2 separate regions of the Homo sapiens genome follow, and region 2 is linked to region 1. The links are chromatin loops, found by intact Hi-C in ENCODE. Cell type or tissue: PC-9. All regions are shown on one strand. Each heading gives the region's core, and the rest is flanking DNA. Links, peaks and the distances in the headings are about the cores only. Region 1 overlaps LINC02774 (long intergenic non-protein coding RNA 2774). Region 2 overlaps AKT3 (AKT serine/threonine kinase 3).

Evidence for each region. Hi-C counts contacts between places; a loop is a spot of excess contacts. Peaks named below come from ENCODE experiments on the same cell type or tissue, not always from the same donor. Only the 100,000 strongest peaks of a DNase experiment are listed, where the experiment ranks them.
Region 2: it touches region 1 in a loop (2.4-fold over the local background); 2 of 110 quality-filtered maps call a loop at or near these places.

What each region holds. Positions count from the first base shown.
Region 1 is chr1:243,921,569-243,933,469 of GRCh38, reverse strand. The region is part of intron 1 of LINC02774 (long intergenic non-protein coding RNA 2774); the gene reads right to left. Among named protein-coding and RNA genes, the nearest start is that of LINC02774, 10 kb to the right of the region's middle. RefSeq lists an enhancer at 8,514-9,162. In PC-9, for the core only: no CTCF peak of the experiment used is centred there; DNase peaks (open chromatin) are centred at 6,369, 8,689 and 9,099; H3K4me3 peaks cover 1,992 bases; H3K27ac peaks cover 4,732 bases.
Region 2 is chr1:243,713,134-243,725,034 of GRCh38, reverse strand. All of the region lies in intron 2 of AKT3 (AKT serine/threonine kinase 3), which reads left to right. Among named protein-coding and RNA genes, the nearest start is that of AKT3-IT1, 75 kb to the left of the region's middle. RefSeq lists an enhancer at 10,444-11,870. In PC-9, for the core only: no CTCF peak of the experiment used is centred there; a DNase peak (open chromatin) is centred at 5,964; H3K27ac peaks cover 2,301 bases.

The sequences.
Region 1 (11,901 bases), core at 1,396-9,395:
TTAATTATTTTTGGTTGATCAATGCATTTTTCTCATTTTCCGTATAAACAGGCCGACACTAGGGGGGTTAGTGCCTTGTCCCAAGCTCATAGTGAGAGGAAAAGGTAGGACCAAAGTTTGAAACTCAGTCTCCTGCTTACTCTTCTGGACTAGTCTTCAAAAACAGTAAGTTAATTATTAAAAAAAAGCTTCTACAAAATCACATTTTATTCTTAGCTATAATAAAAAGAAGATTTCCATGTCTGCAAGAACTAAAGGATGTCTTGCTGACATTTGTTTGGTCGGCTGGTTTTATTGTGGGAAATAATGCCATCATGCCCAGTTAGAACCCTGGTTTTTAGTGGCAGTGTGCTTCTGCCTATCTATGAGCTTGGAGCAGAGATGTTTGAGAGCGGAGGGCCAGGTGGGAAGGGATCGTTCATAGTCTACAGCGTGGGGGAGGAGTTACATGCCCAGACAGAGACAGTTCAGTCCCAGCTATCCCCTACTGCCCATAGCTCACAATCTCCTGCCCTACCTTCTCTCTAGCCAAAGGGAGTTTGAAATTCAGAGGACCCACTAGAATGCAGCAGCAGTGAGAGGTTACCAACTTCATACCACTCACAGACACGTAAAATGTTAAACTAAGAACCTCATTCAGACACACGCATACCTTCTCTCTCACCTAGCCACTCCCATCCGGGTTCAGTACCCACTCCAACATTCTGAATTTTCCAAAGGCTACATGGACGGAGGCACAAAAGGACCTGAGGTCCTGTGGCTCAGAGTGACCAGGCTTCAACTCACCTACTTTTGTTGTAGGTTGTTTTTTTGTTCTGTTTTGTTTTGTTTTTGTTTTTGAGATGGAGTTTTGTTCTTGTTGCCTAGGCTGGAGTGCAGTGGCACCATCTCAGCTCACCACAACCTCTGCCTCCCAGGTTCAAGTGATTCTGCTTCAGCCTCCCGAGTAGCTGGGATTACAGTTGCCCACCACCACACCCAGCTAACTTTTTTTGTATTTTTGGTAGAGACGGAGTTTTACCATGTTGGCCAGGCTGGTCTCGAACTCCTGACCTCAGGTGATCCGCCCGCCTCAGCCTCCCAAAGTGCTGAGATGACAGCCGTGAGCCAATGTGCCCAGCCTGTTGTTGTTTTAAGAGACAGGCTGGAGTGAAATCCTAGCTCATTGCAGCCTTGAACTCCTGGGCTCAAGTGATCCTCCTCCTCAGCCTCTGGAGTAGCTGGGACTACAGGTGCATCACCATGCCCAGCTACTTTTTACATTTTTTGTAGAGATGGGGTCTTGCTGTGTTGCCCAGGTTGGTCTCAAATTCCTGGCTCAAGCGATCCTCCTGCCTTGGTCTCCCAAAGTGCTGCGTGACCTACTTTAAAAGGCATAACAGGAAGCCAGAGACCCGAGTTCTAATCCTAGTCATGTAGCTATTTTCTCCACCTCAGTCCTCTTACCTGTAAACTGATAGATTATGCACATAAAAGGCCAAGCATCAAATGTTTGTTCCGTTCTAAGATAAGTCATGGAAAGCTCTGCAGCAGAGTGAAATCCCTATGCCATCAGATCTGAATCTGCATTTTAAGAAAACTCCAGCGTATGCTTGGAGTTTTCTCTTTTGCACAACCCCTACCTTTTTCATAAGCTGTCCCTCCTTAACCACCCCGCAGTTCGGCCGCATGCTGTGCAACTGGCCCGGGCGGTAAGCAATCAGAAAGAAACAAGGAATGGGCACCGCGCTCCCCTCTATTTGGAATCACGAGGAGGGCCTGGGGCGGCTAACATGGACCGAGCTGCGGGGAATCACAGGCCCCTGGGCCTCCTGGAGCCTCCTGGATGCAGAGCCCGGTGCCCGCGGGGAGGGCGCAGCGGCTACAGGTGAGGCCTGCCAGGGGCCGCGGTGGTGCCCTTCCGTGTCCACGGGGTTGTGTTCCTGCGCCACTGGCTGCAGGGAAATCTTCAAAGGCATGAGCGGAATGAGCCGAGGCTGCAGCAGTGCATTATCAGCCGGCTCGCTCCCTTTCACGGCCAGGGCCATAATCCCCTCTTTGTGCTCCCTGAGTCATTTATAATTCCTCTCCCTTTCCAGGTCCAAAGACACGCAGGAGACCAGCCTCCTTCACTCGTTAAGTCCTTCTCTGTCATGCACGGGGTAGCTCTGGGCCCCGTGGCAGAGATTCCAGCAAGTTCCTCGACCCACAGCGTCCCAGGCAGCTCTTCCCACACTCTCCAGTCTGGGGGTGGTGGTGCATTCTGATGAGGGGAGGAAGTGGCCCGGCCATAGCCTGGGGCCCGAGAGGGGGCCTCCCAACCCAGCCCTTTCAAGAAAACACTTTGGGGGCCCCTTAAAAGTTAAAGTGGCTCTGCTCAAACAAACCAACAACAACAACAACAAAAAAGGAATCCACACTAAGAGGTCCCAGGGGAAAGGATTAGAATTAGCCCTCTCTTTCAGACTCACTGGCTGCTCAGGATGGCAGGATCCGGTCCAAAATTGCAGGGTTAGGAGGAAAACAGGGCAGCTGGGACTGAATTTTCTACTCCTGGGATGACTATTGTCTCTAATATTCCACAGGATGCCACTGGGTAAAACTTAGAATAAGAAAGGCCTTCAAGAGAGAAGCAGAAAGAAAGATTCCAGCAGGGTGCATGGTGGCTCACGCCTGTAATCCCAACACATTGGGAGGCCTAGGTGGGTGCCTCACTTGAGGTCAGGAGTTCGAGACCAGCCTGGCCAACATGGCAAAACCCCGTCTCTACTAAAAGTATAAAAATCAGCCAGGCGTAGTGGCAGGTGCCTGTAATCCCAGCTACTCTGGAGGCCGAGGCAGGGGAATCGCTGGAACATGGGAGGCAGAGGTTGCAGTGAGCTGAGATCCCACCACTGCACTTCAGCCTGGACAACAGAGCGAGGCCCTGTAAGCAAGCAAGCAAGCAAGATTCAAAGGTGGAGGTTGGCAACCAGTAAGGAAAGAAACGAAGACACAATGATAGCAAACTTTCCTTGAACACCATCTAGATCTAGACGCCAGGCACAGGTAGGGCTCGAATTGCACCACATTCTCTGAGTGTGAGATACATCATGTTATTCCCATTTTGCAGATGAGGACACCAAAGCACAGAGGTATGTGTTAAACGAATTTGGGATTGAATGGAGGAACTCTGCTTAGTACCACTCCTTGTCTGTTTTGCAAAACCTGGCTAGTTGGCAGGCCCTCGGGAATTTAACAGTTTGAGGAAAATTCTAGCTCAGAAGCTTACACAGGCCACGTAATCTCTTTGAGCCCCAGTTTCTTCATCAGGAATGAGAGTGATAATTGTTGACTTTTCAGGTACGTTGTGAAAATCAAATGAGATCATGTGTTTGCATGAACTTTGCAAAGTAGAAAGCATTTAGCAAATATAAAATAATTTCCCATTATCCTAGTCCATCCCTGGAGGGAAGGCCTTAACCATATCTGCTGAGAAGGGCACCCATGTGTACTCATCATCCATCAAAGAAATTTCTACCTCCACCATTTGTTATATAGACATTGGAAAAGCCCCTTTTCCAAGGGGGCCTCCTTCTTTAACAGAATTCCTTCTTCAGTACGTTGAATATACAACTGAATTTCAGTTGCTTCCCACAGGTATTTCCTTATAACTTAGAAGCAAATTAGCAGGCATCATGATGAGTCTATGGTTAATAACATGGTCTAGGGGAAAAAAACAAAAAAACAAAAAAACAAGCCTGGCTTTTTTAAGCCTGGGGACTGAGCTAGGGAAGTCACTGACTATGTCTTTATTTGCTGCTCTGGTCACAGCTCTACAATGATTAGGGTGAGATTTTCTCAGGCCCACCCCTGCCTTTTAAATCCTGTATGAGGGCATATCTGAGAAAATCAGTCAGGAAAGCTTCGTAGAGATGCTTCTGGAAAGAAAAAGGGAGCATGCAAGATTCTGCACATATCTGGCCTGGAAAGGGAGTGAGTCTTCTGCAACATAGTTGAAGGCAAATGCTTCCCTAGAACTCTAGAACTGGCATACGAAGATCTAAGCCCATACAACAGAGTGGAAGAAATGGCTTCCGCAAGGCACACCATGGCATGGGCTCAAGAGTACTTCAGACTTGTGGATATAGCTGTATGCACACAGCAGGAAACCTTTTAATGGATTTATTGGTAAAGTTATTGCCTGTTGCCTATTACATGAGTATCTGTGGCCTATGAAGGGCAAGCCAGGCTGGGTGTGGTAGCTCATGCCTATAATCCCAGCACTTTGGGAGGCGGGCAGATCACCTGAGGTCAGGAGTTTGAGACGAGCCTGGCCAACATGGTGAAACCCCGTCTCTACTAAAAGTACAAAACTTAGCCAGCCATGGTGGTGCACCCCTGTAATCCCAGCTATTCGGGCGGCTGAGGCAGGAGAATCACTGGAACTCAGGAGATGGAAGTTGCAGTGAGCCAAGATCATGCCACTGCACTCCAACCTGGGTGACAGAGCAAGAATTCATCACAAAAAAGAAAAGATGCAAGCCAGAACTCTTTTTTTTTTTTTTTTTTTTTTGAGGCAGAGTTTTGCTCTTGTTGCCCAGGCTAGAGTGCAATGGCACGATCTCGTCTCACTGCAACCTCTGCCTACCAGGTTTAAGTGATTCTCCTGCCTCAACCTCCCGAGTAGCTGGGATTACAGGTGTGTGCCACCATGCCTGGCTAATTTTGTATTTTTAGTAGAGACAGGGTTTCACCATGTTGGTCAGGCTGGTCTCAAACTCCTGACCTCAGGTGATCCGCCCACCTTGGCCTCCCAAAGTGCTGGGATTACAAGTGTGAGCCACCGCACCTGGTCACAAGCCAGAACTCTTATGAAGACCTGAGAGTCAGGAAAAATTTGCATCTTTTTAAAAAGCGGCATGCTTTTTTCTGTATGAAAATTTGAATTCTGAAGTTGAGAATATGTTCCTTAATTTTACAATTTACCATATTTCCCATTTTCCTCTGGTAACCAAGAAACTGAGATCCAAATTTGTCAGTCCATTTTAGCAGAAGTGTAAGATTTTATGATTTTTGGATTGTGGTCCTCCAATCCTATCCATATTTTCCATAGCCTGATTCAATATTTTGTCCGGTACTATATAATATATATAGTAGATACTGTACCCAGACCATCACGGAATGTGGTAAAAATATATATATATATAAAATAAAATAAATGTTTCTAGGACCATCTAAGTGGGACCCTGGGGTTAACAAACATCTAAGAAGAGCTGGCTGGCGCTGGGAGCCTGGCTCTTCCACTTACCCATGAAGGCATTGACTTTATAGGAATTCAATGAGAATTAATGATGCAGCTGCTTCAGAGAACTGTAAGCTACTTTAGAAGCAGAGAACTTCTCAGTAAAGCCCCAAAACCAAAGAAGTTCATATTCTTCTGAATCCTAGTGATGGTCCAGCTCTTGATGAAAGCGGCCTTGCCTCAACCCCTGCCATGCTCTGCTCCTTCCCACCCACCTCAGCCCCGTGGCTCCTGTTGCTTTGTTTTCACAAGGTGGTTTGTTTTTCATATAACTTACAAAATTGTCCCTTGGACTTCTGAATTAAGAATGTCTAGGTGGCGAAGCAAAATCCAAATGATAAGACGCAATAGTACGTATTATTATCATTATTTGGTATATGAAAGAGTCTGCTTGTGTTTCATAATGGAAGACTGGCAAGTAAGGTACTGCTGTCTGAATATTTCCCATTAAGGTGGCAGGAGATGAGACAGCACCAGGGTCAGTGCCACCTGAAGCTAAATTATCACTTAATATACATAGTGAGCAGCTGATGTCCAGAAGTGAGCATCAAGCTCCTTGCTAACATGATGAGCAATGGCCATCTGTCCCCACAAAGCCAGGCAGCGTGACCTTCAGTCCCAGGCATTGCTAGCATCATTCTTTCCCATGATGAAGGACGAGAGAAAGAGCTGCTCTGGTAATTCTCTGTTATTAGCAACAAGAAAAACCAAAGTTCTTGTCCCTGTTTTTATTACATATTTTCTCCTAAAAAAAGAAATAGAGGGAGAATCAAATGGGAACCTGGACAGCAAGTTAAAGCTTAGAGCTGTGTGATTCTATTTCCTTAGAAGGACGACATATGCATACACTTAATATGCAGTCAAAGAGCAAAGCAGTGCACATGCATTATACTGGAAATTCCTTCATGTTTTATTAATTTAAACTACATGAAAATATCTAGCTGGAACAAAAGCCACAGCTCGAAACCTCAGGCCACTGAACCTCTATTGATGAATGGCGAGAGTCACTCTAATCTCTGACTACTGTTGTTGGCATAGAGAAAGTAAACAACAATAGAAGGAGGTGAGAACAAATCACTACAAAGATATAACCTTGCCAGTGAGGGGTTTGTAATCTGGATTGACTCATTAAATTCTTATGTGAGTTGAATGCATTCCCCCATTTGTGTCCTGCATTCTTTTCTGTGTCTGTCATACAAGGGATCGCTAGCATCATCAGAACAAAAAGCGAGGGAAAAGTAAGTGGCTGCTTCTCGGTGGGAATCCAGCATTTGACAGAGAGCAAGATAACCATGTCCAAGATCAACAACACCAGACATTAAAAAATGTTTCTCTAAGCCTGAGCGGTTCTCACAATATCAAGCAAATATGTATGCAGTGTGTTATTTTTGTAAAGAATTCTATTTTTCCATAACCTTTTACTTAGCTCTCAGGATTTTTTTAAGTTTTTTTTTTTTTTTAAAGAAAAATGTAAGTCATTTCCTAAGAACTTGGCTTAATAGACCATTTAAAGAAATAGGAAACATATAATATAGGGGTTGCTTGGTGCATCCGCTTAGCATGTGTTAGATCAGGAGAAAAAAACAATTAGCCATGGCTTAACGGTAAGGATTATTCACTGTTGCCCTCACGAGAGTCTGGAGGGGTGGGTGGGTGCAGGGTAGTTCAGCAGCTCAAGGGTCCCCTCACCGGCCAGACTGTTCCTGTGCCTCTGTTCCACCATGCTCTGTGGATTGGTTTTTCATTCTAATATTTGTCAGCTCAGAGTCCAAAGTTAGCTAACAAAGCTTCCGGTATCGTATTCTCTCACGGGCATCCCCAGCAAGCGAGAACTGGGCAGAGGCAAAAACATTTTGCCCTTGCTGGGCTCCCTTTGGATTCAGGAAGGGAAGCCCTCTGTAGACTTCTCTTTGCATCTTATTGGCTGCACTGGGTCTCATGGCCATACCCAGATCAATCACTTAACACAACGAAAATAAGTTCAGGCCCATCATGATTCACTCCTGGAATAAAATCTTTGCCCAATACCTGCTGGAGGTGGGGGGTGGCGGGGGAAATTATGGGCAAATGGCTATTGCATAGGCACAGAACCCTATCCCGACGTCTATCTCAGTAGGCCAGGTCACCTCCTCCTCATTCTCCAAAACGCTTCCATCCCATGGCGCTTCCTTGAAACTTCTCAAGAATGGCTCATGTAAAGTAGCTGCACACCAGGTGGGATATTATATTTCAAATCTGTTTCCTTTATGTTTCCATATATTTTCCTATTATTTTTCATTCTTCTGTTGGTCTATGTATGTAATTTTGCTTCTGGCAGCATCTGTCTCTTACTCTTTTGTTTGTTTCTGAGCCTTCTCTCCTATCACCTCTCATGTTTGATAATCTTTTACTTGTACATCTACTCATCCTATACTTCTATTTCACTAAAAGTACAGAAATGTAGGTAAGTCTGCTTATGGCTCCTATATTCAGGATTATATTGTTAAAGCTGTGACTTTGGCCTCTGGGATCAGAGCTGCCAAGAGCAAGACAAGTTCCCTGGCCAAGCGCTCTCGAGGGCAACAGAGACTGGGGCCAGAGGCCAGAGCTGAGCACTCACTATGGGGGCTTGCGACTAGGCTGGGAAGCCCAAGAGGGTCCCTTACTCATTTATTGCCCATGAGCAACCGATACACTTAGTTGGGAAACACACACACACACACACACACACATACACACATACAATCTTCTTTGAAAGAAGGGTTCCTATCAGACTGTCCAGTCAATAACAGCTACTTTCCTCCCCTTCCCCAGTGCAGGGCCCAGCTCTGTACCAAAAACAAACCTGACCTGAAGCAGGACAGGCTCAAACAGCTCAGCTCCCACACCCTGGCTCTTAGGGTTTGTCCAATCCCAATAGAACATAATAAGGAAACTGCTGATTTCCTTAAAAAAGAAAAAAAAAAAAGGAAAGAAATCCAAATCTGCCTAGGTTAACAAAGAAGGGAGGTTCTCCCTGTAGGAAGAGGCAGCAGGATTTGGAAGCCCAGGTTATTGTTCTCTGCGAAGGCTCACTAATTATCAACCGCCCCACAGCCAAGGCTGGCCTTGCCGGGGCAGGTTGGCAGAGGGGCTGCATTCCCTCCCCGTGTGCCCATGTCACCTGCTTTTTGACCTCCTGGGTTACAGCTAAGGCGAGGTTGCAACACATAAACAAGAATTTTCTAAAGAGACAAGAAGATGGCAGTAAACAGAAACGACTTCAATTTAGCTTCCTGCAAGTCTCCTCAGGGTCTGCCTGCAGCCTGGCTGTAGCTCCCGTATATCAGAAGCCATCTACCACAGAATAACAAAAGGGGGCTCTGTGGAATGCCAAAGGCCAAAAGCAGCTCAAGACACCACAGCAGTGCTCCTCAACCGGGAGCAATTTTGCCCTCCAAGAGGTATTTCACAATGTCTGGAGACATTCTTGGTTGTCACAACCGGAGGTGATACTACTGGAAATTAGTGAGCAGAGGCCAGGGATGTTGCTAAACATCCTGAAATGCACGGGGCAGGCCTCACAGCATGGAATTTTCTGGCCCCAAATGTCAGTAGGGCTGTGTTTGAGAAACGCTGCCCTGGAGGAAGACACTAGTTCACCTTTGTAAGAAAAACAGGGGACTGTGAATCTGATTCTGCTAGCATGAGCCCACCACCGTCACCAACCTGGAGGCTTCTAGGGGAGGAGAAGAAGGGCAAGAAGGACTGTGTATTAGAAAGTCACCAGTAATCACTGCAGCTCACAGGAGAGGAAGGGTGTGGTTGCCCCACACTAAGCCTGAGTAAGAGCAGACTTCAAGAAATCCATACCAGCAGCTTGACACGGGTCCTCTGGAATTTAGGAGAAAGAGGAGCTGGTAACCGGCTCTTCCAGGGTACACATCTAAACACAGGAGTCTGACTAGCATTGGCAGAGCAACCAGAGGAAAGACTTCATAGGGAGGAAGCTACACTTCTACCCACAGCACAAAAGGGCTGGCCTTGGGGTGCCATTAAAAAAAAAAAAAGACTCTACCTACAAGGACCCTCTGGAGGAACAGACATCCCCCTGCACAGGGACAGATTGCTAGGATCCCAGGGGCTGAGCATGACCCACAAACACATAGCCAGAGGAAAAGCATTGCCAGAAACAGATTCCAAGAAGGAATTTTTTAAAGACATGGGGTCTTGCTCTGTTGCCCAGTCTGGAGTGCAGTGGTGCAATCATAGCTCACTGCAGCTTTGACCTCCCAGGCTCAAGCAGTCTTGCCTCAGTCTCCCCAATAGCTGGAGAAAGGATTTCTGAGAAACTCGCAAAGGGACTCAAGGAGAGACAGTCATTTTGGACATCGGTCCCACCCAGAAGGGACCACTGCCAGACGTCAATGGTGTCCCTAACTCCCTGCACCCCACCCAGTGCCTGACCCTGGGGAGCCAAAGCAGCCAGCCAGTGAGCGTGAGATGAGGGAAAGCAAGGAGGGAAAATGAGCCGGCCGTGTTCCTCCCTGGCGGGTTTCTAAGTAGAAAGAAGGCCCAAGCTGCGGAGGAGAGAAGCTGTTGTATGATAAAAATATCACATTTTGAAATTGCACCAGGCTGAACCAGAGACATATGATTGTCAGACTGGACTGGGATTTTGGTTCTCTGAGAATAACGATCCAGGAATGTAAAATGGCACAGCTTCGGTGGAAAACAGTATAGCGGTTTCTCAAAAAGTTAAAAATAGCATTACTATATGATTCAGCAATTCCACTTCTGGGTATACACCCAAAAGAATGGAAAGCAGGGAACTTGAATAAAGACATTTGCACACCCATGTTCACATCAGCAGGGTTCACAATAGCCGAAAGGTGGAAGCAACCCATGTATCCAACGACAGATCAAAGGACAGACAAAATGTGATACAAACCTACAGTGAAATATGATTTGGCCTTAAAAAAGAAGGAAATTCCAACACACACTACAACATGGATGAGTCTTGAGGACGTTATGCTAAGTAGTATAAGCCAGTGACAAAAGGACAAACATTGTATGGTTCCATTTATATGAAGTACATGGTCAAATTCATAGAAACAATGTAGAATGGTGGTTGCCGAGGGTTGGGGGAGGGGAGAATGGACAGCTAGTGGGTCGTGGGTGCAGAGTTTCAGTTTGGGAAGATGGAAAGAGTTCTGAAGACAGGTGGTGGGGACGGCTGTACAATGATGTGAATCTACTTAAAAATGGTTAAAATGGTAAACTTTATGTTACACATATTTTACCACAATTTTTTTAAAAATTGGAAACAAAGAAACAAATAATAACCACCAAGGTTATGTGATCTGACCAAGACTTCTTCCAAAGAGCAAGTTAGAGTGAGGTCATAGAGTAAGTTCAGTGGGATCACTGGGGTGAAAATGAAGTCTGCTTCTACCTGCCTCTTGAGAAGTTCTGACCTGTTTAATAAACTAGTTACTCCTCTTTAATTCTCTGCCATTTGACAACGCCCCAGACTCCAAGCATCTTTTTGCTGCCGGCCCCTCAATCTGTCTTCTGAGCGCTAATTTGTGACCAGGACCTCCATGTCCTTGGATACTTATCACTGGTGGTGTCAAGGAAAGGAAACCACATTTCCAGAGAGGCACACCTTTGCAATGACCCAGCTGGGCTTTTTTCTTTACGTTACGTAAAATTGACTCTTTTTTTTTTTTTTTGGTACGTGGTTCTATGACTTTTAACACATGTAACAGCTTTGCTTTTAAAATCACAATTATACCAGAACCCCTCATAGTTATGGAGTGAGGAATCAGGATTACCTTACAGTGACAAAGAAAAGCCCTGTATCCCAGTCCTATGGCTGAAGTTCCTAATACTTTCTCCCAGGACTTTCAGGCGCAAAACCTTCACCTGCCTTGCCCCTTCTTCTACTCATTCCCCCATTCAGGGCTGCAGCACAGATCAATTGGGTTGTAGGGTGGGCACAATTTTCTGAGGGCTGGAGAGAGCTCCACTCTCTTCCCTCCCACAACAGAAGGCAAACACACTGGAATGCAAGCTCATGAAAGTGACTTTATGTAGGCATAGCCTTGAATCTGTCCTCACACATTTCAACGTTGGTGCTTTGTTATTTGTCATAAATTGTTTAATGGATACGCTACGCAAAAGATATCAACAACCTGATGACTGAGAAGCAATGCCAGCTATTAGAGAGAACTTTGATCTGGTTTCATATCCTAGCTCTACCACTTCCTAGCAGGGCTTTGTCCTTGAAATCTTGGTGCTTCACAGTTTTCATCTGTAAAGTAGGTCTACAGTTTTTACGGGGATTAATAAGATAAAGCACTTCACACAGAATAGGTATTCAATAAATGACAGCCTTCTGTGCACGTAGGTGTGACCTCAAATGGAACCGTGGAATTGCAACAAATAAAACCTCTCTCTACTTTTACTCGGGGTCTTATAGAAAAAAATTAAGAGACTCTTTCTGCTCCCATCACAAGACTAATGTACATGTCACAGTGCTTCCCTGGATTACATGTATCTGTTAGGGTGCTTTCAGTTCCGAGAACAGAAAACACAGCTAAATGTACCTGAAACCATAGAGCAGGTACTATCTCACACAACAAGACTATAGGTGGAACAGTTTTCGGGTTAATCAG
Region 2 (11,901 bases), core at 1,753-9,752, 210 kb after region 1:
GACAAGGTCTTGCTATGTTGCCGAGGCTGGTCCTGGACTCCTGGCCTCAAGTGATCCTCCTACCTCAGCCTCCCAAAGTTCTGGGATTATAGGTGTGAGCCACTGTGCCCAACCCTACTTTTGTTTCTTGTGTACCTGATTTTTCTTCTATATTGTAGGATATTTTATAACAATAGTTGCCTTTTCTTCATCTTTTTTCCCTCAGAAACTGGAAAGTATTTTGTTGGCCAGAGATCTGAATGATTTAAGAATGATTTTAGTTTAAAATTCAGTTTTTTCTCCCAGGAGATACTGAGCTCTTAAATTAGTATTTCTTAAAGGGAGGGCAATAGTCCACCTGTATTAGAACCCCCTTAATCCTTGGTAAAAGTGTAGTTTTCCAGAAAATGAAATTAGAACTTGTGGGTCTGGATCCCAGAAGATGGATGCATTTGTATTAAGTGCCATGGTAAGTCATATTTACACAAAAACTGAAGATTCATTCCCTTAAATTATTATGGAAATAAATAAACATTAAGATACCATAAGTCTTATAATGTAGGAAAAAATTCCTTACTTTTGCATTTGAAAAAAATATGCTTTTGAAAACTAAATTCCTTATTGATTCTCTGTTTTTGGTCTTGATTACTGATTTGCTCACCTAATAGTTCTCTAATGTATGTAGGTTTAAGGAACTAAAAATAGAGATATTACTGACTGAACTAGTTAGTATGTAAAGTAGAAAATGGTACAACTGCATACTCAGTAACGGGTAGTTTTACCTTTTTCTGGATTCTTTTTTTTTTTTTTCCCCTCAATTTTTCTAGATTTTGGCCTACCTTGTATTATCTTGTTTGTTTGGTGTTAACTTTTTCTTTTGAGGACTGCAGGGATGACAGTCTTGTTTTCCTCTCCTGTATCACACAGCATTGTTACAGTGGCTCAGAAAAGCATTTCTGAATACTTTGAGGATTATTTATGTTTGTTATAAAATGAAATTTGTTGTTTCTGACTCGGAAAATAAGGATATAAATTTCATAGGAATGCATTTTAAATGAAGTTTCTTGAGAGAGACAGCTTTAACTTGAATTTTGCAGCAGCATCTAAAACGAAGCCAATGAAAACACCTTTTTTTCCCCAGACAGATATTACTCTGTCTCTCAGGCTGGAGTGCACTGGTGCATTATGGCTCACTGTATCCTCCACTTCCTGTGCTCAAGTGATCTTCCACCTCAGACTCCCAAGTAGCTGGAACTGCTGGCAGGTTCCACTATGCTTGGCTAATTTTTTTTTGTATTTTTTGTAGAGACAGGATCTCTACCCAAGTCTCAAACTCATATGATGTCCTCAAGCCCTCCCACCTTGGCCTCCCAAAGTGCTGAGATTACATGCATGAATCACAGTGCTTGGCGTCAGTGGAAACACTTTACTCTTGATTGTGCCATTTTCCATAGGGGTTGGTGGCTGGATTGTACTTTCTAGTTGTGAAAGTAATGGTGAGGTAATGGCTTTGAGTCTAGGGATCAGATCCTTCAATCAGTAGTAATATAAGTGAGAAGTATTAATATGACATAGTGAATTATCTATAATTTCTAGAGAACATTTAACTTGCATTCTTAGATCTGGAGATGGAGGACCGGTTGATTCAGACTACATTGGCTTCAAAGTGATAAATTCTATATTCACCTCTACTAGGACATATAGAAAAAGAAAATAGCTTTGAAAGTATGGCTCTTTCTTTCTTCTTTTTCTGAATAGTGACAGGCATCTATGAATAGTGATGAATTCAGGAAAACTCCTAGGCTAGACGTTATCTTGACAGTTGGTGGACAGATGCTCCTGATTTGAGTGTGAGACTGAGGTATTCAGAAAGCACTTCAAAACACTCTCCTATGCCAGCTAACATTATTTTCGTTATATTGTGATTGAGTTTTTAGTTGCTTTGTAATAATCCCTCAGATAAAGGGCCTGGTGTGAGCTGGGAAAAATGTTTATGATTTATTTTGAGCATAACAGCATATAGTCATTTTTATAAATTGTTTTTCAGACCTTATTATTACTTGTAAACTAATGTATTAAAACACATATTAACATATTAACAATTTCACATTGAACATTTTAAATGAAAATAATAAATGTTAATGTTTAAATGAAAAGTGGCCTTGATAATTTTGAAAATGGGTGCCCAGACTTACTGCATTTCTTGAGAAAGATTAATTGCTTCCTAGACAGGGTTCTTACGGTGATAGTTGTTTTTACATTGCTCATGTCTAATATAATATTTGAGGTATAATTTGCCATGGTATTTCTTTTTCTGAGTTAGTTGATGTTTTATTGAAGACATGAATCATTATGTGATTCTCTCCATTTAGGAAAAAATTTTCCATCTTTTTCAGTGGGGATTGGGCAGGTCATTCTCATCCAGGGTTCTCTAGTTTAGAATTTGTTCTTCTTAGTCTGAAGGAAGTTGTTGACTTTTTATGTGTATTATAAGGGCCTTCTTTAACTTCGTGCTTTGGTCTGGGGGTGTGATGATTACTAGAAATGGTGAAGTTATGTGATGGGGGAAATGCCTTTTATAAAACAAATTTTGGCAATTATGTTGTTTTCCCCTTAGCATTTTATTCATATGCATGTACTCAGAAGCATGCACAGAATATTTAGACATGTTAACATTTAGATGGAGCTGCTTTGATGGAACTTTATATTATAGAGTAAATTTAGGTTGTTGCTATTTTAATGTATATCTTTTTCTCTGAAGTTTTATAGTATAATGTTTCTTTTTTATGATAACCAGTTCAAATGTAAGCATAATATAATAAAACCTTAAGCTCGCAGTCTAGTCCTTGCAACACGAATATATATAGCAGATGTGTCAAAATATATGAATTGTTCTTAATGTTAAACTTTTGTTCGTGAGAATAACGTAACACCTGCTGTGACCTGCTAAGCTGTGTAAATTTTAATGACTGTAAAACTGAAATGTATTCATAGCCAAAATGTGTTTGGAAATTATTTGGAATGTCTTATGCTTGGCTCCTTTAGAGATTTTGTTATATAATATGTAGAAATTTAAATCTGCTATAAAAGTTGAAAATTATTATAACGTCTATGTTACTTAAAAGTTATCTAGAAAATTATAATACCTAGGTTACTTATATCTTTTCTTAAAAAAGTTATCTGTAGGGTAATCTCACCTCTGATGTGCCTTGCCTGGAAGCAACAGGAGTGTTATCTAATACTACACAAATTTGTTTCCTTTTAGCAGTGGCATTCTTTTAATTCTACAAATATTTTGATACCTTCTAAAAGTAGGTAGGATTACATTGGCATAGTAAATTTCCCAGGGTTATTAACTCCTTTTTCTCTCCATTATGTAAAAAATAGTAAGAAAATATAAGAATTATAAGGGTACTACTAGTTTATATTTGGTAGTATAGTAGTGGAAAGGGAATGATCCCTTTCCTCCCCATCATAAGGGTTATGGCCAACACTCCTATAACAAAATACAGAGTAATAAGAGAAAAGCATAACAAATCTGTTTAATTATAGTTTTACATGACACAGGAGCCTTCAGAGTGAAGACCCCAAACATATGGGACAACTATCCATTTTTCAGTGCTTAGGTTCAGTGAAAAATGGACAGCTATGTAGAAATAGGACTGGACAAAAAGGTTATGATCTAATATTAATAGACTGCATATAAAAACTCACCAAGACCTGTCTGTTCAGATTCTTCTTGGCCTCTCTCTTGTAATGTTTCTTCCTCCCAGGTATGGGACAGGACCCCTCTGATGAGGGTCTTATGACCTATATTATTGGGACAAGGGTAGGTCAGAGAATTTCTAGACAGAATTTCTGTCTAGGCCAGTTCCTAGACAGAAAGGTGAGGGGAAGGTTAGAGTAGTAATTGTAGTTTTTATGGCTGGCTTTGGAGAAGAGAGATCTAGTCTTTATTATCTGCTTTGGTGAGGAGGAATTCTGGTGTCTGTACTTGCTTTGGGGGAGAATGAGGGGCAAGAGACAGGAGGGCAGGAGAAGATGAGAGAGATCCAGGTTCTGAGGCTGCTTCTGATACCTTCCAGTGCAAAGTACTTTGTGTGCTGAAGTGCCATATTTTGGAGTATTGTTTTCTGAGCTCCAGCATTAGCCCTATTTGCCAGTAGAATATGGTGTGGCAAGTACTTTAAAAGAATGCTTTACATGCTTATTTTCTCAAGAGTATATACCGTGAGCTTTTCGGAATAGTTGGACCATCTGGGAATACGTAAAAAATAAAAGGAAAAGGACAAGAGATTATTGCATTTTGATTGGCTCCAAATTGTATTAACCCTTAATATTTATCTACTTTATAATTTTAAGATACTAATATTTGAGGAGATCTCTTTATTCGAATTACTGGTTTAAGATAATATTATGATATTAACAAGTCTCTTTTTTTCTCCTCACATCTTTTAGACCAGAGCAGACAGGCCAAGTCAGGCTGAGATCCTATTTATGATAAAAATCATAGAACTCTATGTAGTATTGATAAAACACATGAAGATTATATTATACTTAGCTTTTAATTATATTTTGACATTTGCTCATGTTTGATTTAGAACTTTTTTTTTTTTTTTTTTTTTTACTATGTCTTTTGGTCTCATCAAAAAGATTTTAAGATCCTTTTTATTTTGGCAAAAATATATGTAACATGAAATTTACCATTTTAACCATTTTTAACCATTTTTATTTTTATTTTATTTTTAATTTTTTTTGAGTTTGAGTTTTGTTCTTGTTGCCCAGGCTGGAGTGCAATGGCACGGTCTTGGCTCACTGCACCCTCACCTCCTGGGTTCAAGTGATTCTCCTGCCTCAGCCTCCCGAGTTGCTGGGATTACAGGCATGTGCCACCATTCTCCGGGCAATTTTGTATTTTTAGTAGAGATGGGGTCAGGCTGGTCTTGACCTCCTGATCTCAGGTGATCTGCCCACCACAGCCTTCCAGAGTGCTGGGATTACAGGTGTGAGGCACCGCGCCCGGCCACCATTTTTAGATATACAGTTGCTTTCATTTCTTATGTCTCTCTCTTAACACCAAGGTTATTAAGTAAGTATTTAAGAACATACAAGAGATGTTCAGTGTAGCAGAGATTGGCCAAATCCGTTTGCGCGTAATACACCTACTCTGCCCTAGCACCAATCTAGACTGTTTTTTGCAGCTGTCTTGGAGTTAGGTGTGGCCATACGACTGAGTTCTGGCCACTCACATGTGAGCAGAATTAACGCATGCCTCCTCTAGGCTTGGGTCATGAACATCTGTGTTCAGTGTTCTTTCTCTCTTCCCTTCTGATGGCAGTCATGAAACCAAGGAGATGGAAGAGCCTCTAAAAGGGAGGATTCTAGGTCCTTCAGTCACTGCCATTGAAAGGAAACATTGTTTTGACCTTACATGAGCCAGAAACAAAACTTTCATTGTAGTAAAGCACTAAGTTGTCATGATTTACCTCTCTCAGCAGCCAGCATTACCTTCACTGATACACTCAACAGTGATTTGAGTATGTAATTTAGTTTACTCAAAATATACTTCTCATTTCTTAGCAATTGGAATTGGTAGTCAGGAAAACTAAAGTTGAACTGAGGAGTGAGAAATTGGGGTGTGACTCCAGTTGGAGGAAGACTTGGTGTGGAACTCGATGAGATGAATAAAAGATAGAACAATTTGGAATGTTTTGTTAGGGAATTGATACAAAAAACTTAAAGTTAGCAGAGAGTTATGTGAATAAATTAGAGTAATTTTGGGAGTTGTAGGAGTAGGGGGGCATTATGAAATAAGAAAAGTCTCTGAGAGTTGGGATAGGATTTAAACACTATCGGTTTTTTTAAAAAGGAATTTTGCCACATTCCACATGCAGCTTGCAAATGTTTTTGCAATGACTGTCTTGACATATGTGATACTCAGAAAAAGGTGGAATGTTTAAATGAATAGAACTGCATACCTTATATATCTTGTTTGCTGGGAGTTAGATTCATTACTTGAATAATTTCCCTAATGAGTCATTCCCTTAGGGGAATTATCCCTAAGGGAATTATCCCCTTAGGGAATGACTTATCCCATGAAAATAATTGGATTATGGCTTGTTTTGTGCATATATGAAATCCAGTTTGTTGGACTTCTACAACACCTAAATATAGGTGAAATTTACCTTGTGTTTTGGACATGCAAAATATTGGATAGAATATTTAAAAAGAAAAAATTCATCAATTCATTTTGCTAGCATTTACTCTTCATAATTGAAGCTGAGGCTGGGTGCGGTGGCTCATGCCTGTAATCCCAGCACTTTGGGAGGCCGAGGCGGGCAGATCACGAGGTCAGGAGATCGAGACCATCCTGGCTAACACGGTGAAACCCCGTCTCTACTGAAAAAAAAAATACAAAAAAGAAAATTATCCAGGCGTGGTGGTGAGGGCCTGTAATCCCAGCTGTAAGGGTAGCAGCCTCGGGAGGCTGAGGCAGGAGAATCACTTGAATCCAGGAGGCAGAGATCGCAGTGAGCCAAGATCATGCCACTGCACTCCAGCCTTGGCGACAGAGAGAGACTGTCTGAAAAAAAACAAAACAAAACAGTAGATAGGTAAAATGTTTGTGGCTTTAGATAGCTTTTTTTTAAAAAAAACTTTAAAGTGAAGATTTAATAATTATAAATTAAAAATACACTACATGACTCACTTGATGTTTCCAATTTTCATCTCCTATGTAAGTAACGATACAGAGAATGCATACAATCGTTGGCTTGTGGACATCCATGTCCCCAGTTGTGTGTATGTTGGAAATGGTTATAAGACATGGGGATTTTCTTACCTCCTGTTCATAATTGCTTCAGCTACAGATCAGATTCCCTTCTAAACAAATGGTAAGAGACCACCTCAGCTGAGCCTTGGGTGGTGTTTTAGGAGCAATTGCTACTCTACTTGAAAAGGAAAGGTCCTCTGTTTTCTTATGCATAGCATCCAATGTAAAATGAATGTAGCTCTCTTCTTTGACCTTACTCTTATTTGCATACTTTAATGGGTGTAATCATAGAAATGTTGCATATTCAGCATAACTGGATTCTAACTTATAATTTATTTTAAAAATAAAAGTACTGTTAAAAGGAATTTGAGATTCCAGGATTTCTTACAAGTATAATGTACAATGTATGTTTTATGATCGAAATTAGCTGGACTTGAAGTCAAAAGAACTAGTTCAATAACATGTGTCTTAACTTGAAATCTTGGTTTCCTAATCTGTAAAATCACCAATATACTAGAATCTTGGTGTTAAAAGTAACCTATGGGGCAGTTTGATACCACCTTTAACTCAGAACTCAAATTTCTTTTATAACATCTTTGATATGTGGCCGTCCAATGATAGGGTGCTCAGTGTCTCATTCTTTAATCAGGTGCTTATAGCTTTGAAACTCTTGAGCATAGAATACTGATGGTAATATTAATATCTGACTTGTCTCTCATATGAAGTAAGGAGAATGAAAGCAAATATTAAAGTAGCAAGTAGTAGTTATACAGTGCTTTTTTAACTAATGACATGTGGGAACTAGTTACCATTTGTATTAATAATTTTTTAAAATGATAAACTAAATTTTAAATCTCTGACAATGACCATTGGAACCCAGCCTGTTTATCAGGTGGAGTCTGCCAGTGCTTCCAGTATTTTTGATACTACCTAGTCCTTGAAAATTAAAAATCTTGACCCACAATTTAAAAGCCACTGGGTATGACTCTTGGGAAGACATTTCGATTACCTAGTATACTAAAAGACTTTAATACAAATTGAAATTATATGGAAGTTACTTAAACATTTCTAAAGTAACACTAAACCACATTCTTTAATGTATTATGTGTCATGGGTAGCATTGCCTGGAAGAGGTAGCAGCAAGCTGAGTTTATGAAGGAAAAAAACTTCTGAGTGAGCTAAGGAGCTGGTGGGTAGAGTGTGGAAGATGGAGCAGACAGACTGAGATCCATCCAGGCCTGGGAGGGGAATGGGAGAGAGACCAGGGACAGAAGCCAGACTTGACACAATCCCTGAAGAAGATAAAAGAAAGTGATTTAATCACCTTCCAGATCTTACTTGCAAAAGGGCTACCTGTATTCTTTGGATGAAGTGTTAGTATTATTAGAATGACCCATTTTTACTTGTGTTAGCTTCAGTGGATCTTTGTTCCTTGTAACTGAAAGAGTTCTAATAGAGCACTAAGGTTAAAGACAAGTATCAGGGGTAAATATTTGGCTGAGGCCTGCTTCTGAATACTATTCTAGACATGACCTCTCCTCTTTTCGTTCTTTTTTCCACAACATCATTATAAAATATGAAGTAATCCTTTTTAATTTCTTGTCTTTCTGAATTTAAAATTCTATGTTAGGTATTCTCATTGCTTGATTTGTGTTTATTATAGAAATGAAGAGTTTGTTTTAAACTATGCATTACTCGAATTTCTGCTGAGGAAGTCCATATCCATATGTTAGGTTTTTTGCATCCCAAAGTCTTGGATTAGGTTTTGCCATCATTGTTAGTGTATCAATAGACCACTGCATTATTTTCTTAGTGGTATGTCAGTCTTTGACTTAATATTTGCAAGTATTTAATAATACCCCATACATTATAAATTAAATTGTATTTGGTACCTGCTAGATCTTATGAGAAATTATTCACATTTAATAAGAAAACAGCAACTTGTTACTTTTGTGGCAGATATGAGCTCTTAAAAGATGCAACGTAGGTAAATAAAAATGAGAATGTTTACCAGACCCACTAGGATCATTTGGTTCTGTAATTCTTATTTATGAACATTTTCTTACAGCTTTGTTCTAATTTAATTATCCCTATTCCCCTTTAGGTAAAGGATATCAGAATTGTGATTATATGAAGAAGAATTCTTCTTAAAAATCATGTATTCTTGGCAAATATTTCTTATTAGAAGCTTTTAAAACAGTCTTAATTTTTCCTTACAGACAAATTTTTCTGCAGTGTTGTCATTGATATAATCAAAATGGTTTCAGGTAGTTCAGAAATTGTTGACAGACTTAACTAAGAAAAACTTTTGATCAAATGGTGTAACAACACCTTTCCTGGACAAAGCCATCATTATTCTGTTAAATTTTCAGATCTTATATTCACATCCCATTTACCCTAAGTATTATCACTAAATGGAGTATTCAGTGTACACACATATCCTCAACTTGATTTTCCTAAATGGAAACAATTTTTTTTTCTCCACTAAGAATGGCTTTTTATTCATATGTGATAAAAAGATAAGTCATTTGGTAACACCTTTGAACCTGTTTTCAAAATAATGAAAAGTTTCTCTTCTAAAAATACTTTTTTTCTTTCCCTCGTTTATTTAACAAGAAGAGTTATTATGTAATGTTTTTCTGCAGATTTTTAGAAAAAGAATGATCTCTCTCCACTTTGTAGAGAATGATCCCATTTTTTGTTTAACACCAGATAGTATCATGACATTGTTAATACAGTAGGATTCACCCAGTTTGAAAGTATGCAGAATCAGACTTCTGTTGTTGGTCACATATTTCTCAATCAAAACATCTGTCTATGTCGAAACCAAAGTCGGCCCAGTATAATGAACTTTTAAGACCCATGTTAATATTTAAAAATATTTGGTAAACTGTAAAGCAGTATACAAAAGTGAATATTTTTATCCAAGGTGTAAATTGGTCATATGGCCCAATACCAGTAGCATAAAGGGAAGCCACTATACTAGTAGTGGGTGACCAAGTTTATTTCTGTTAAGCCAAAATGGAGATTTATTGTAGAAAATTATTAGTGGTACTTTCTGGATGAAGCCATTCCTTCTTAATGTAATTATGCCCAATTTCCTGGGTGGAGTCACAGTCTTTCTTCTAAAGACAGATTACTTCAAGCTTTAGTAGGGACTCTTAGTTCTGTCTTGAACTAACAATACCTTAAAATATTCTGCTTCTTCATGTCCCCAAAATATTGATCAGAAGGATACTTGTGGTCAAATGGATGCTGTAGAAATTCAAACCAGTGATTTTACTCCACTTGAAATTTAAAGGATTCATATGAGTTCTAGTTGAGTATGTCAGTTTTAGAACATAGTTTATATTGAGTAAACACAGAATATTTTACCTAAAAGGGTCACACAGATGTCATTACAGTGAATTTACTTCTGATTAAACTAATCTTGTTCCCTATATATTTTGATATATATTGTGCCATGATAACCAGTGTACTATTAGTGTTATTAAAGTCTTTCTTCAAATAGTAGATTTTTATAGAATTTTGAAGTAGACAAAATAAGTCAATTTATGTTTAGATTTAAAAAAAATGTGAAAGCTTTTCTATATTCTCCTCCCCGTGCCAGATAGGTGCTTGGCACAGAGTACTTAATAACTATTTAATAAATGACAGAATTTCTTTTCCTAAAATTTTTAGGACATATGCAAGGAAATTTCTCTTGCATCTAGGTTTACTGATGTATATGAGGAAGAGTTACATCTGCTTCAGTGAAATACAAAATTAAACCAGGTGATCTTTCTGAAAAATTATTCTTATGGTGACATATCAGAAATCTTATCAACAGCTATAGTTTATTCTGTTGGAATTTTCAAAATACACTGTGCCTTAACTTAGAAACACTCCAATGAACTTGTATTCATTAGTGTTTTGTTGAGTTAAAGAAAAAATATCTGTACAAAGTGGACACATTGTTTAATTTTGTTTTGCATTTTACTAGATTGCAGTGCAAGGCCAATAAATTAAACCTAGGCAGTTCTCTTGCTAATTACACACAACTTATCTTGAGTATCAGATATTCAAATCCATTTTATGAATATGGTAGAGAGAATAACAACTGTAAAACAAAGCAGTGTGCATGTAAGTGACTGTTAGCGTGCATTTCAGAAAGGATAAATGCTCACCATATGGTACAATTACTGTGTCCAAGTTTTCAAATTAGCTTCTCTCATCCTCCTTATTACTGTCTTTAAAAAGAGAGGAAAAAACCCAACATGATTTATCTACTCTGCAGCAGAACTCTTGACGCAAAACAGCAGCCCAGTTCTGTCCAGTTTTTTTTTCCCTTAGCATAATAGAGGCTGTCGGACTTTTTTATACTAATTACTGTGTGAGCCTCAGATGAACCCCCTTCAATTCACAGGGCTTTGTTAAGGGAGGAGCTGTCAATGTGTCTGCCCGTTTGCAGCTGTGCTGTGGCTTTAGCTTGCTTAACATTATGCTGCTTTTTAGACTTGACAGAAGGGATTTTTTTTTTTTTTTTTTTTTTTTTTTTATTAAGGCAAAGCAGCCTTGTAGCGAAATGGTTTAAGCAGCTGCATTGTAGGGAAGCACAAAGAAGTTATTATTGTGTCTGTTTAGGGGGGTAGGATGGAGGGGGAGATATTCGGCTGCTGTTGATGCCGATTGTTGACTTGCCATCTGCCAGATAGGGAGAAGAAAAAAATGACAGCTCCAGCAGGGTGTTCAAGAGGTTGTTTGGAGAGACGCATAAACATGTGCAGATGTCGAACTGAATAATGGCTAGAACTTGAGACGGTTTATGATGCTGCTGATGTTTGTGCATATACAGAATGAATGTATGTGTGGATTTGGTTAACCAAGGGTACATACTAATTATCATTGTTTTCCTGCATCCCCCCTCCCTTATTTCGTTAATTAGTTTAGGGGTTTAATACTTCCTCTTCTCTCCCTTATTCATGTCTAGTTTTAGAAAGCAACTTCTTTAAATGGCAATACAAAGTTTCTTATTTCTCCGTGTTGATGGTAGATAACCTGTTTGGCTAATGTTAGGTGTGTACTGCTAACTGCCAAGAGGAGCTTTTGATGAAGGAATCAGTCAGGTGATTTGGTGTGATCTTAATGCATACATGAACGTTTTAACACTA